2 separate regions of the Homo sapiens genome follow, and region 2 is linked to region 1. A link is an interaction called in ENCODE POLR2A ChIA-PET data of the cell type or tissue named here. Cell type or tissue: OCI-LY7. All regions are shown on one strand.

Region 1 (2,500 bases):
CTTGGGATTTCCATTGTTATTAAAGATTGCCTCATAGCTTGACTGTTTTTTAACTATGGAGTGACTTTTCATATCCTAATCATCCATAAGGGCTAAGTGGAATGGGAATGGGGAATTCCTCAAGGGAGGAAGCACTCAACCATTCCAAGGGAGAGGTGGAACTGCTGAGTCTTCTGGTTGTCCTGAGAGGCAAGGTGAGCATTCCTGGACACTTTGGTTAATTTTACTGTCCAGGTGTGACAGTTCTTATCTGTAGGAACACCTCCAGTGTTCCTAATTAGGAATTCTCTCAAGTAGGAGATTACTCCAAGCCAGAGTTGAAAGACTGGGGGAGTACGACACCTGAAGGAATTACTGGTGGTACTCCTTACTGTACGCAACTGTCTCTCCATCTCCTATCCACCCACTTCTTTTCCCTATTTCTCTTTCTCCCCACTCACCATTCAACTGGAATAATTTAGGCCTACCATCGGTATTGATTGCTTAACCCTACCAGGTATTTAGAGTTACTGCTATTTCATTGTTTTGAAAGGTAATGAGAGTCAATTCAGAAGACAAATGTCTATCTGGATCCTCAACCTACTGTAGTGGAAAGTGAAGGAGAAAGTAAACTAACCATACTTTCTTATTGCTAGGAGCTATGAAAGGAGCTTTTCATTTGTGTTATGTAGGGTACAAAAGATTATTTTGTACCCTGGCCAGGAAAGGCAGGGAGTCATCTTTCTGTCTTCCTGCTTCCCCTCTTTCAACCTTCACCTTTTTATCCTCTTCTTCCATATCCTGAGATTGTTGCTTTTGCTGATGACATTTCTAAGCTCAGTTGCAGATGGTGTCTGTGGGAAGTAAAGCTTGGTGAGAAGAGGGCTCTCTGGTATCTAAGAGAAAGCAGATAAGAGTTGCTTTAATGTCCTGGTGATTAATCACTGGGGTGCCAAAACACTTTGACCACTGGATTTCTCTCATATCTCTTATCTCAAAAAATTAGTACTCCAAGGCTGAGAGAAAGAGACTGATACTGAGTTTGTCTTTCATACCCTCTAAGTGGGTAGTTTGTTAGTGGACCATTCTCAATTTGCAACCTTCAGCTACAGCATACTTCTGTGGAATAAGAAGGTATAGCCATGAAATAAATTTACTTAGACCCAGGTTCTCTAGGACCTGTAAATGGATGGACTTTTTGATATCTTGCTCTGGCATGTTTGTAAACTACAGATAGTATTGACAGCTCTAAAGGAATGAAGGGCATTTTATCCAGGCCAAACCAACCCTGAGGGAGGCAGCATGAAGAAACCTTTAAGAAGTCCACCATATAGCAGTCAGAGCTAAGTAAAGAACAAAGTCTGAGTCTTGGAGGATGTCTTTTCTCTACCTAAGGGGCCTATCTGATGGACTCTCTAGGAGGGGATCCTTCTCCCTCCTCAGTCTCAGAACTACAATAGTGCCTAATGAGGGACACCCTTGGTGAGGATCAGCTTGTAGATGACCCTCCTCACCAAGGCTAATGCAATTTTGAATGCATTTGGACCTGGAGAAAACAGGCTGAATTCAAAGACCTAAAGAAAGCTTAGTAGCCTGGTCCCTTTTTTAAAGTCTGGAACTTTTTAGTTTGGCCTTATACTAGTGTTAATATTTATAATTTCTGTTAGGGGACCAAAAGTCTCAGAAAATGAAGCAATATAAGAGGTGGAAATAAGGGTAAGAAGGGAGAACTAGAAGAGTCTGGTAGCTGGGCTGCAGAAAGAGACTTGGGGTATAATTCCTTATTTTTATTTATTTATTTATTTATTTATTTATTTATTTATTTATTTTTGAGATGGACTTGCTCTTCTTGGAGTGCAGTGGTGTGATCTCGGCTCACTGCAGCCTCCACCTCCCAGGTTCCAGCAATTCTCCTGTCTCAGCCTCCCAAGTAGCTGGGATTACAGGTGCGTGCCACCATGCCCAGCTAATTTTTTGTATTTTTAGTAGTGACAGGGTTTCACCATGCTGGCCAGGCTGGTCTTGAACTCCTGACCTTGTGATCCACCCGCCTCGGCCTCCCAAAGTGCTCGGCCTCCCAAAGTGAGCCACCGCGCCCAGCTTGGATATAATTGCTTATAAAGAAGAGAGGGATACAGGATGGAAGGAAAAATTATGGTTGAGTTAGTGAAATTTATAGGATAATTTTCTTAGAGATTCACAGTTCATTTCAGGAAGACCCCATTAAAGCACCAATACTGAGTAAAGAATTCCCCTTAATTACAGTAGTCTTACCTTTAGGGTTGGAGGATGGGCCAAGAACCCCTAGGATACTATGAAGACATTTTCTGTAGGGAAACTAGAAAAGATGGGCAAATATGTTAAGCAATATGTAAGGACATTTACTTAACACTGTTATCTACATAGTTCAAGAGAGTAATTCAAGAATAAGGAGGAATGACATGGATGCATCACATTAAACAGTTATTTGTATTGTTTGAATTTCAAAACTCCTGCAAGTGGTTTTAGGTATGCTAAGTCA
Region 2 (2,500 bases), 320 kb after region 1:
AGGTCTGGGGCAACTAAGTCCATACTAGGTCATTGATGTTTGCAATGGATATCTATAGAGTCCTTTGAGAATCTCCAAATTCCTTTTATTGAGATGTGCATACTATGCTATTGGCTTGGCACACTTAGAAGCTGTTACTTGTTTGTGCATTCTGGTCTCCTAGCCCTACTAATTCAAATCTGAAAAATTAGTCGGGCAGTATTGGCACATGCCTGTAATCCCAGCTACTCAGGAGGCTGAGGCAGGAGTGCTTCACCTTATTATTTCAGAACAGTTTTTAATTAAACTACTCCCAGAAACTTGAGAAAGGATGATAAGTAATCTTTGCTTCAAAGTTGAATCACAAAAATATTTAACATTCATTTTATTTCATTCTGAACATAAAAATCAAACAAGAAATGCCCCAACTTTATTATAAGTATTTAAGATTTATAATATACGATGATGATGTAACATGTATTATAATATACAATGTATATTGTATATGTACAATATAACATGTATATTGTATATGTACAATATAACATGTATATTGTATATGTACAATATAACATGTATATTGTATATGTACAATATAACATGTATATTGTATATGTACAATATAACATGTATATTGTATATGTACAATATAACATGTATATAATAACTCTTTTAAATGCTTGTAAGGTTACATGTTACATGTCTTTGTTAGTGAGTAGTTGATTACTATACTGTGACAGAAGCATGTCCCAAGCAGCTGAGCCTTAGCCTTTACAGGCACTTAATAAAGTACAGGGAATAAGACAGTTAGTAATATTCTTTTTTATTTATTTATTTTTTTGAGACGGAGTCTGGCTCTGTCACCCAGGTTGGAGTGCAGTGGTGCAATCTCCACTCACTGCAACCTCGGCCTCGCAGGTTCAAGCAATTCTCCTGCCTTGCTGGTGGTGGCACGTGCCACCACACCCAGCTAATTTTCATATTTTTAGTAGAGATAAGGTTTCACCATGTTGGCCAGCTGGTCACAAACTGTTAATAATATTCTTACTTAAATAACTTTTACAGCGTGGTGGCTCATGCCTGTAATCCCAACACTTTGGGATGCCAAGGCGGGCGGATCATCTGAGATCAGGAGTTCGAGATCAGCCTGGCCAACATGGTGAAATACTGTCTCTACTAAAAATACAAAAATTAGCCGGGCGTGGTAGCGGGAGCCTGTAATCCCAGCTGCTCGGGAGGCTGAGGCAGGAGAATTGCTTGAACCTGGGAGGCAGAGGTTGCAATGAGCCAAGATTGCACCACTGCACTCCAGCCTGGGCAACAAGAGCGAGACTCCATCTCAAAATAATAATAATAATAATAATAATTTTACATGAGAAAATATGCACAGGAGAAAAAAGACCAGCAGCACCATGATTTTACTCATCATGTTTATAAAATTTTAATATTTGGAAAAAAAAGCCTCATTTTGAGGTCAGAGGATAAATTTATACACTGATCATCTTCAATACTTTAAAGTCTGGAATTTTATGTGAAATTCAAATGAAATTTAAATCAAGTTAGCCCGTGAAGCACCTTTGTGGAACTGCCTACACTGTATGTAAGCATATAAATCAACTATTAGTGATTTTTAGCAGTCTAGGTCAAGGGATTTCTTAACTAAGAGATAGAGGTAGATGACAGCAAAAATGACTAGTTGTTATATATTATAAAAATTAGTTACTTCCAGTTTTCATACTGGACAATATTTTCCATCAGTTATGATGTAATTCCATATCCATAAAAATGTTATAGGTTTGTGAGAGTGATCTTTTTCTCATATCCACAAACTCCTAGAGGAAATTGTTCTGATGTGCCAAATATTCTGGTAAATTAATAGTCTCTCTAATATACATTACTTCTTAAATGAACTGATGTTGCTGTGATAGAGTATTCAAATTAAGTGATGTTCAACAATTTTAAGAATCAAAACATCTATTGTGAAGAAAAGGTTTATAGTGGAAACTGCAGTGCTTCACTGAAATAAAAAATGTACCAAAATTATTAAATAAAGCCAAAAGTTAGAAGGCATTGTATTTTGTGGGGGGCATGGATTAGAAAAATGGCCGTATTCACGCATTGGATTTAGCCAATACTTCAATCTCTTCTACCAAACCTTTAACAGTACCTTTAACAAATTAGCCAGCAAAATTTACCAATTTCAATGTCTCTATTTTCCTTCCCCCCTTTACTATAAAAGCTGGGCAAGAAAAGAGTCAAATGATCAAACACACAGGCAACTCATTCATTAATTTATTAAACAAATATGACTACAGGCCTACTATGTGCTGGGGACTGGGTTGGGTACTAGTTACCACCGATTATAAAAAGATCCCCAGCTACGCATGGTGGCACATGCCTCTAGTCCCAGCTACTCAAGAGGATGAGGTGGGAGGATCGCTTGAGCCCAGGAGTTTGAGACCAGCCTGCAATGTAGAGAGACCTCATCTCAAAAATTAAAAAAAAAAAAAAAGAGAGAGAG

What was found. Peaks named below come from ENCODE experiments on the same cell type or tissue, not always from the same donor. Only the 100,000 strongest peaks of a DNase experiment are listed, where the experiment ranks them.
Region 2: POLR2A ChIA-PET joins it to region 1 with 5 read pairs; 2 of 35 experiments call an interaction of 5 or more read pairs at or near these places.

The regions. Positions count from the first base shown.
Region 1 is chr17:39,535,781-39,538,280 of GRCh38, forward strand. It overlaps a transcript of CDK12 not described here. Among named protein-coding and RNA genes, the nearest start is that of NEUROD2, 71 kb to the right of the region's middle. In OCI-LY7, no CTCF peak of the experiment used is centred here; no DNase peak of the experiment used is centred here.
Region 2 is chr17:39,855,487-39,857,986 of GRCh38, forward strand. All of the region lies in intron 1 of IKZF3 (IKAROS family zinc finger 3), which reads right to left. Among named protein-coding and RNA genes, the nearest start is that of IKZF3, 7.6 kb to the right of the region's middle. In OCI-LY7, no CTCF peak of the experiment used is centred here; no DNase peak of the experiment used is centred here; H3K27ac peaks cover 275 bases.